Linked DNA regions of Homo sapiens: region 1 is linked to region 2. A link is an interaction called in ENCODE POLR2A ChIA-PET data of the cell type or tissue named here. Cell type or tissue: B cell. All regions are shown on one strand. Region 1 overlaps IQCN (IQ motif containing N). Region 2 overlaps PGPEP1 (pyroglutamyl-peptidase I).

Region 1 (5,000 bases), 90 kb after region 2:
CCTCCTCTTGCAGGCTGGCTTCTGAGATTGCACCTTCTTCTCCTGCTACTCCTCCAAATCTATGACCCTTCAAGGTAAGAAGATGGTCTATGGGCAAGGGGTCTGGCTAGTCCAACCTGAAGAGAGGGGCTTCTGCCAAACAAGTGTGCTGTGCTCCAGGCTATGCATCAGGGTGGCTTGACAGTGTCCCAGCTCTCTCTGCATCCTAGTTACTTCTGAAAGCCACAGTCACCACTTTTTCTTCCTTCTTTCCATCCTTCCATATGCCATTTACCTACCCATCCCCTAATCCACCCACCCACCCATCCACCCATCAGTCTACCTCCTGTTGGGTTATCTCTTCACCAGTCTTTCCAGCTCTCTTTAATTTCCCTCCCTCCCTTGCTTCCTTCCTTCTTTCCTTTTATTTGACACGGAGTTTCACTTCTGTTGCCCAGGCTGGAGTGTGATGGCGTGATCTTGGCTCACTGCAACCTCCTCCTCCCGGGTTCAAGCAATGCTCCTGCCTCAGCCTCCCGACTAGCTGGGACTACAGGCTCATGCCACCATACCTGGCTCTTTTTTTTTTTTTTTTTTTTGAGACAGAGTCTTGCTCTGTCACCCAGGCTGGAGTGAGGTGGCGCGATCTCGGCTTACTGCAACCTCTGCCTACCGGGTTCAAACAATTCTCCTGCCTCAGCCTCCTGAGTAGCTGGGATTACAGGCACGAGCCACCATGCCGAGCTAATTTTTGTATTTTCAGTAGAGATGGGGTTTCACCACGTTAGCCAGGCTGGTCTCAAACTCCTGACCTTGTGATCCGCTCACCTCGGCCTCCCAAAGTGCTGGGATTACAGGCATGAGCCACTGTGCCTGGCCTACTTTTCTGTATTTTTAGTAGAGACGGGTTTCACCATGTTGGCCCGGCTGGCCTCGAACTCCTGACCCCAAGCAATCTGCCCACCTTGGCCTCCCAAAGTGCTGGAATGACAGACATGAGCCACCGTGCCGGGCCAATTTGCCTTTAACACTTTATTCATCAGCTTTATTTACCTATTCATCCAAACCTTCATCTGTCTTTCCAACCCATCTACCATTCACTCATCGACTGATTCATCCATTCAGTATCTAGTCCTGTATCTATCTGTCCATCCAACTTCCAATCCACTCACCATTTATCAGTCAAGATGCCCCCCCCACCCAATACCTACCCATTCACAGCTTGGAACCAAGCTCTATGACTGAGATGGGGACACAGAAATGACTCTGTCTTCTAGGATTCACAATCAATGGGGAGAGGCAAATAATCTCCCCCACCACACTTCTCTCTCTCTCTTTTTCAAACACACACACACACACACACACACACACACACACACACACACAGAGGCAAACAGGAAATTTCCAAAACATTGTGATCAGTGCTAAACCCAGGGTACATCCAAGATAAAGTTTGAAAAGCAGGCCGGGCGCGGTGGCTCACACCTGTAATCCCAGCACTTTGGGAGGCTGAGTCAGGTGGATCACCCGAGGTCGGGAGTTCGAGACCAGCCTGGCCAACATGGTGAAACCCCGTCTTTACTAAAAATACAGAAAAGTAGCCAGCCAGGCATGGTGGCGTGCACCTGTAATCCCAGCTACTCGGGAGGCTGAGGCAGGAGAATCGCTTGAACCCAGGAGGCGGAGGTTGTGGTGAGCCAAGATCACAGCATTGCACTCCAGCCTGGGCAACAAGAGCAAAACTCTGTCTCAAAAAAAAAAAAAAAAAGAAAAGAAAAAAGAAAAGCAGGTAAGTGGTCGGGCATTCAGGTGTCATACACTGTGTGCCAAGATGAAGTGGCCGTAGGGTGATGAGAGGTGGATATAAGGATGGCAAAGACCACTTGGGAGAGGGAGGGATGGAAAAAGGGAGGCGGAAGATCGCAACGTGCCAGGAACAAGATCTGGGCCTGGGGGGCCAGTGTCCACCCCAGCCAGGAGACCTCTTGTTTGCAGGACCTGCTACACCCTGACCACCCCCTGCCGCCCCCACAGGCAGAGCTGACCTGTCCGGTAATCAAGGCAATGCAGCCGGCCGCCTAGCTACAGTTCACGAGCCAGTTGTCACCCAGTGGGCGGTGCATCCTCCAGCCCCCGCTCACCCCAGTCTCCTGGACAAAATGGAGAAAGCGCCTCCACAGCCCCAGCACGAGGGCCTCAAGTCCAAGGAGCATCTTCCGCAACAGCCTGCCGAAGGCAAGACGGCGTCCCGCCGCGTCCCACGCCTCCGGGCTGTGGTCGAGAGCCAGGCCTTCAAGAACATCCTGGTAGACGAGATGGACATGATGCACGCCCGTGCAGCCACGCTCATCCAAGCCAACTGGAGGGGCTATTGGCTCCGGCAGAAGCTGATTTCCCAGATGATGGCGGCCAAGGCCATCCAGGAGGCCTGGCGGCGCTTCAACAAGAGACACATCCTTCACTCCAGCAAGTCGTTGGTAAAGAAAACGAGGGCGGAGGAGGGGGACATACCTTATCACGCCCCACAGCAGGTGCGCTTCCAGCATCCGGAAGAGAACCGCCTTCTGTCCCCGCCCATCATGGTGAACAAGGAGACCCAGTTCCCTTCCTGTGACAATCTGGTCCTCTGCAGACCCCAGTCGTCCCCCCTCCTGCAGCCCCCAGCAGCTCAGGGTACCCCAGAGCCCTGTGTGCAGGGTCCTCATGCTGCCAGAGTCCGGGGGCTGGCCTTCCTGCCACACCAGACGGTCACCATCAGATTTCCCTGCCCAGTGAGTCTGGACGCAAAATGCCAGCCATGCCTGCTGACCAGAACCATCAGAAGCACCTGCCTCGTCCACATAGAGGGTGACTCAGTGAAGACCAAACGTGTAAGTGCCCGGACCAACAAAGCCAGGGCTCCGGAGACACCATTGTCCAGAAGGTATGACCAGGCAGTTACGAGACCATCCAGAGCCCAAACCCAGGGCCCTGTGAAAGCAGAGACCCCCAAAGCCCCCTTCCAGATATGTCCAGGGCCCATGATCACCAAGACTCTACTCCAGACATATCCAGTGGTCTCCGTGACCCTGCCACAGACATATCCAGCGTCCACGATGACCACCACCCCACCCAAGACTAGCCCAGTTCCCAAAGTAACAATAATCAAGACCCCAGCCCAGATGTATCCGGGGCCCACAGTGACCAAAACTGCACCTCACACATGCCCCATGCCCACAATGACCAAGATCCAGGTACACCCCACAGCCTCCAGAACTGGCACCCCACGGCAGACATGCCCTGCGACCATCACGGCAAAGAACCGACCTCAGGTTTCCCTTCTGGCTTCCATCATGAAGAGCCTGCCCCAGGTATGCCCGGGGCCTGCGATGGCAAAGACCCCACCCCAGATGCACCCGGTCACCACCCCAGCCAAAAACCCATTGCAAACATGTCTGTCAGCCACAATGTCCAAGACTTCATCCCAGAGGAGCCCAGTTGGGGTGACCAAGCCCTCACCCCAGACCCGCCTGCCAGCCATGATAACCAAGACCCCAGCCCAGTTACGCTCGGTGGCCACCATCCTCAAGACTCTGTGTCTGGCCTCTCCAACAGTGGCAAATGTCAAGGCTCCACCCCAAGTGGCGGTAGCAGCCGGAACTCCCAACACCTCAGGCTCCATCCATGAGAACCCACCCAAGGCCAAGGCCACCGTGAATGTGAAGCAGGCTGCAAAGGTGGTGAAAGCCTCATCCCCCTCCTATTTGGCTGAGGGGAAGATCAGGTGCCTGGCTCAACCACATCCGGGAACTGGGGTCCCCAGGGCTGCAGCTGAGCTTCCTTTGGAAGCCGAGAAAATCAAGACTGGCACCCAGAAACAGGCGAAAACAGACATGGCATTTAAGACCAGTGTGGCAGTGGAAATGGCTGGGGCTCCATCCTGGACAAAAGTTGCTGAGGAAGGGGACAAGCCACCTCACGTGTATGTGCCTGTAGACATGGCTGTCACCCTGCCCCGGGGACAGCTGGCTGCCCCACTGACCAATGCCTCATCCCAGAGACATCCACCCTGCCTGTCCCAGAGACCACTGGCCGCCCCGCTGACCAAGGCCTCATCTCAGGGACATCTGCCCACTGAGCTGACCAAGACCCCATCCCTGGCCCATCTGGACACCTGTCTGAGCAAGATGCATTCCCAGACACATCTGGCCACAGGTGCCGTGAAGGTCCAGTCCCAAGCGCCTCTAGCCACCTGTCTGACCAAGACGCAGTCCCGGGGGCAGCCGATCACAGACATAACCACGTGCCTCATCCCAGCGCACCAGGCTGCTGATCTCAGCAGCAACACCCACTCCCAGGTGCTCCTAACAGGGTCCAAGGTGTCCAACCACGCCTGCCAGCGCCTCGGTGGCCTCAGCGCCCCACCCTGGGCCAAGCCAGAGGACAGACAGACCCAGCCACAGCCCCACGGACACGTGCCGGGGAAGACCACTCAGGGGGGACCATGCCCGGCAGCCTGTGAGGTCCAGGGTATGCTGGTGCCGCCGATGGCACCCACCGGCCATTCCACATGCAACGTTGAGTCCTGGGGAGACAACGGAGCCACACGTGCCCAGCCATCAATGCCCGGCCAGGCGGTGCCCTGCCAGGAGGACACGGTAGGCTCCCTGCTGGCCTCCTTGTGTGCTGAAGTAGCTGGTGTGCTGGCATCCCAGGAGGATCTCCGCACTCTGTTGGCCAAAGCCCTCTCCCAGGGAGAAGTCTGGGCAGCTCTGAACCAGGCCCTGTCCAAGGAGGTCCTGGGTGCCACTGTCACCAAAGCCCTGCCCCAGAGCATGCTGAGCATGGCGCTGGTGAAGGCGCTGTCCTGGAGTGAGCTGCGCCTGACCCTGTCCCGAGCCCTGTCCCGGGGCGAGCTGCGGGCGGAACTCACCAAGGTCATGCAGGGTAAATTGGCCGAGGTGCTTAGCAAGGCTTTGACGGAGGAGGAGTGGGTGGCTCTGAGCCAGGCCCTGTGTCAGGGTGAGCTGGGTGCTCTCCTG
Region 2 (5,000 bases):
TTTATTCTATGTGCAATGGGAGCCATAGGGAAGGTCTAGGAAAGGAACACATGCATTTATTTATTTAGAGCCAACAGGGTCTTGCTCTGTTGCCCAGACTGAAGTGCAGTGGCGCTATCACAGCTCACTGCAGCCTTGAACTCCAAGCTCAAGGAATCCTCCTGTCTCAGCCTGCTATTTTTTTTACTTGTTCAGATGGGGTCTCCTTATGTTGCCCAGGCTGGTCTTGAACTCCTGGGCTCAAGCGATCCTCCTGCCTTGGCCTCCCGAAGTGCTAGGATTATAGGCATGAGCCACTGCGCCTGGCCCTGATTTAAATTTATAAAAGACCTTTTGCAATAGAATCATCTCCCTCAACATTCGTGTTCACCTGGGACCTCAGAATGTGACCTTATTTGGGCCACGTTTGGTGGCTCATGCCTATAATCCCAGCACTTTGAGAGGCTGAGGAGGGTGGATCACCTGAGATCGGGAGTTCGAGACCAGCCTGACCAACATGGTGAAACCCCATCTCTACTAAAAATACAAAAAATTTGCTGGGTCTGGTGATGCACGCCTGTAATCCCAGCTACTTGGTAGCCTGGAGCAGAAGAATTGTTTGAGCCAGGAGGCGGAGGTTGCAGTGAGCCGAGATGGCGCCATTGCACTCCAGCCTGGGCAACAAGAGCAAAACTCCATCTCAAAAAAAAAAGAATGTCACCTTATTTGGAAAGAGGATCTTTGCAGATGTAATTAGTTAAATTAAGATGAGGTCGGCTGGGCGCAGTGGCTCATGCCTGTAATCCCAGCACTTTGGGAGGCAGAGGTGGGTGCATCACCTGAGGTCGGGAGTTCGAGACCAGCCTGACCAACGTGGAGAAACCCTGTCTCTAATAAAAGTATAAAATTATCCGGGCGTGGTGGTGCATGCCTATAATCCCAGCTACTTGGGAGGCTGGGGCAGGAGAACCGCTTGAACCCAAGAGGTGGAGGTTGCAGTGAGCTGAGATCACGCCATTGCACTCCAGGCTGGGCAACAAGAGCAAAACTCCGTCTCAAAAAAAAAAAAAAAAAAAAAAAAGTCATACTGGATTAGGATGAGTCCTAAATATAATGACTGGTGTCCTAATAAGAAGACCACACGGCCACACACAAAGGGAAGAAAGTGATGTGAGGATAGGGGCGGGGACTGGAGCGATGTGTCTACAAGCCAAGGATGGCCAGCAGCCACCAGCTGCAGGAGAGAGGCCTGGGACAGACTCACCCTCAGCACCTCCAGAAGGAACCAGTCCTGCTACCACCTTGACCTTGGACTTCTGACTTCCAAGGCTGTTAGACAATACATTTCTGTTATATGAAACCACCCAGTTTGTGGGTATTTGTTATAGCAGCTCCAGGAAATTAACACAGAAACTGACTGCTTGGGTTGGGGTGGAGGCAGCAGGGAGGAAGACTGAGATGGAGGCTGGGGCAGTGTCCAGGTGGGAGATGCTGGGGGCCTTGGTGGGGACCGTGATGGTGGGGAGAAGTGGGCAGATCCATGAGTCCCAGGAGCAGAACCAACGGCACCTGCTACGTACAAATACTTGGCTCTGTGCCTAGTATACACTGAGTGCTTGGTCCAAAGAGGCCAAGGTCAACACGCTTGGCTTGTTCTACACCAGGCTCAGTGGGTGGAGGAGGGAAATCCCCACTCACTCCCACCCCACAGGGCCCTACCTGCCGGCATCCTGCGAGATGGTCACCGACACATCCAGGCCCAACGTGGTGACTCGCTTGCACACAGCATCCATGTCGATGATGGAGTCAATGCTTTCAGGCCCGTCCTCCACGCAGCACTGGGAGCCGGGGCAAAAGCGGCAGTTGTCCAGCCCCTTGTAGCCCTTGTTGTGTCCACATTTCTCCAGTGTGACTGTGGTCGCCATGCCTGACACCCCCACATGCACCACCAGCTGCACACAGACAGGGGCAGGACTTAACATGGCCTGCCCGTGGGACTCAGAGGGGTCCCCCTGAGGCCAGGGAAAAGGCAGCATCCTTAATGAGCTCTGCCTGGGGTTGTGTTGTTTCTGACCTCTTGCTGCTAGAATAGACCCTGCAGTCACTCTTGGAAAAAGGTATGCCATGTAAGACAGGCAAGAATTTGAAACATGAAGGGCTGTTCACTGCAGCTGTTCTTGTTATCAAAATCAAATACTGCAAACAAGTTAACTAGCCATCCAGCGGAGTTAGTTCAATAAATAATGAGCTGCTATGCAAGTGTTAAAATGCCAATGCAGTGTTTTTGTTTCTTTGTTGAGATGGAGTCTTGCTCTGTCGCCCAGGCTGGAGTGCAGTGGCGCGATCTCAGCTCACTGCAACCTCCCCTTCCTGGGTTCCAGCGATTCTCTGGCCTCCGCCTCCCAAGTAGCTGGGATTACAGGCATGCGCCACCACACCTGGCTAATTCTGTATTTTTAGTAGAGACAGGGTTTCACCATATTGGCCAGGCTGGGATCAAACTCCTGACCTCCGGTGATCCACCCGCCTCAGCATCCCAAAGTGCTCAGATTACAGGCGTGAGCCACCATGCCTGGTCTTGTTTGTTTTTTTAAGAGACTTGTTCTGTTGCCCAGGCTGGAGTGCAGTGGCATAAAAATCTTGGCTCACTGCAGTCTTAAATTCCTGGGCTCAAGCAATCCTCCTGCCTCAGCCTTCTGAGTAGCTGGGACTATAAGCATGTACCATCATGCCTAATTTTTAAATTTTTTTGTAGAGATGGGATCTCACTATGCTGCCCAGGCTGGTCTCAAACTCCTAGACTCAAGCAATCCTCCTGCCTCGGCCTTCCAAAGTGCTGGGATTACAGGCATGAGCCACTACCCTTGGCCTGGATAGCCCTTTGGGTTTTTTTGTTTTTTTTGAGACAGGTCTTGCTCTGCTGCCCAGGCTGGAGTACAGTGGCACAATCTTGGCTCACCGCAACCTCCGCCTCCCGGGTTCAAGCGATTCTCCTGCCTCAGCCTCCCGAGTAGCTGGAACTACAGGCGCCCACCATCACACCCGGCTAATTTTTTGTATTTTTAGTAGAGACAGGGTTTTGCCATGTTGCCCAGGCTGGTTGCGAACTCCTGAGTATAGGTTATCCACCTGCCTCGGCCTCCCAACGTGCTGGGATTACAGGCATGAGCCACCATGCCCGGCCTGAAAAGCCCTTTTGAGGACAAGGCTGTATGGCATTGGTCACGTGATCTGATCAGGACCAAAGCCACCTAAGTCCTCCACATGAAGGGTGCCAACCTGTAAGTCCTGATGAGGAAGTGCCGCCCCTTGGCACCACTCACCTGTGGACTGTGCTTCTCCCACAGGGCGGGGATGAGTCTCTGGACTGTTTGGTACTCAACCGGAATCTCGTACACATGCAGGTCCACGCTGTCGCCAAGGCCTAGCTTTTCTAGCTCCTGGAAGAGAGGAGAGTGGGAGTGTCATGGCCCCAGATGACAGCTATGGGGATAATGCGCTCTCTGGGGGGTGAAACAAACAGGCGTTCTCCAGACTCATTCTGCAGGATGGCAAGGGTGTGTGTTGATTTAGTTCAAAGCCCCTCATTTCCTTCCCCACCCTCTTGCCTCAAAGTCTCTCTGTATCTCTATGGAAGGTGACATGATTCTATGGTCCCTGGGGTTAAATCCCAGGCTCCTTGGACTCAATCCTGCCTGTGTGACCTTGGGCAATCCACTTAATCTCTCTGAGTCTCAGTTTCCTCATCTGTAAAATGGGAATAACAGAGTATCAGGCTAGGCCTGATGGCTCAGGCCTGTAATCCCAGCACTTTGGGAGGCCAAGGTGGGCGGATCACCTGAGGTCAGGAGTTCGAGACCAGTCTAGCCAACATGGTGTCACCCCATCTCTACTAAAAATACAAGAATTAGCTGGGTGCAGTGGCACACACCTGTAATCTCAGCTACTTAGGAGGCTGAGGCAGGAGAATCACTTGAACCCGGGAGGCAGAGGTTGTAGTGAGCCAAGATCACGTAACTGCACTCCAGCCTGGGCAACAAGAGCGAAACTCCATCTCAAAAAAAAAGGCCAGGTGCGGTGGCTCATGCCTGTAATCCCAGCACTTTGGGAGGCCGAGGCAGGCGGATCACGAGGTCAGGAGATCGAGACCATCCTGGCTAACACAGTGAAACCCCATCTCTACTAAAAATACAAAAAAATTGGCTGGGCGTGGCGGCGTGTGCCTGTAGTCCCAGCTACTGGGGAGGCTGAGGCAGGAGAATGGCATGAACCTGGAAGGCAGAGCTTTCAATGAGCCAAGATTGTGCCACTGCACTCCAGCCTGGGTGACAGAGCAACACTCCGTCTCAAAAAAAAAAAAAAAAAAAAAAAAAGTATCGACTTACCTCACAGGATAGCTTTCAAAATTAAATGTGCTCACTCACGCTAACAGTTCTAAGCACCATGTCTGGCATATTTTAAGTGTTCAAATGACATTGGCTGCCATTATCCTATTACTGTTATTATTTTAGAAATGGGGCTGGGTGCAGTGGCTCATGCCTGTAATCCCAGCACTTTGAGAGGCTGAGGCTGGAAGATCGCTTGAACCCAGGAGTTTGAGACCAGCCTGGGCAACATAGTGAGACCTGGCCTCTACAAAAACTTTAAAAATTAGCTGGGCATGGTGGTGCACACCTGTGGTCCCAGCTATTCAGGAGGCTGAGATGGGAGGATTACCTAAGCCCAGGCGGTTGAGGTTGCAGTGAGCTATGATCGTGCCACTGCGCTCCAGCCTGGGCAGCAGGGTGAGACCCTGTGCCCTGCAACAGAGTCTTTTATTTATTTTATTTTATTTTATTTTGAGACAGAGTCTCACTCTGTCACCCAGGCTGGAATGCAGCGGCGCCACCTCGGCTCACTGCAAGCTCCGCCTCCCGGGTTCATGCCATTCTCCTGCCTCAGCCTCCCGAGTAGCTGGGACTACAGGCACCCACCGCCACACCCGGCTAATTTTTTCTATCTTTAGTGGAGACGGGGTTTCA

What was found. ChIA-PET counts read pairs that join two places held together with the same protein. Peaks named below come from ENCODE experiments on the same cell type or tissue, not always from the same donor. Only the 100,000 strongest peaks of a DNase experiment are listed, where the experiment ranks them.
Region 1: POLR2A ChIA-PET joins it to region 2 with 5 read pairs; 20 of 35 experiments call an interaction of 5 or more read pairs at or near these places.

What each region holds. Positions count from the first base shown.
Region 1 is chr19:18,264,540-18,269,539 of GRCh38, reverse strand. It overlaps IQCN (IQ motif containing N), which reads left to right. Exons shown (of 4, transcript NM_001145304.2): 2 at 1-74; 3 at 2,014-5,000. The coding sequence starts at 62. Among named protein-coding and RNA genes, the nearest start is that of IQCN, 7.4 kb to the left of the region's middle. In B cell, no CTCF peak of the experiment used is centred here; DNase peaks (open chromatin) are centred at 2,539, 3,069, 3,609, 4,789 and 3 weaker places.
Region 2 is chr19:18,354,314-18,359,313 of GRCh38, reverse strand. It overlaps PGPEP1 (pyroglutamyl-peptidase I), which reads right to left. Exons shown (of 5, transcript NM_017712.4): 3 at 3,303-3,419; 4 at 1,699-1,931. Among named protein-coding and RNA genes, the nearest start is that of PGPEP1, 16 kb to the right of the region's middle. In B cell, no CTCF peak of the experiment used is centred here; no DNase peak of the experiment used is centred here.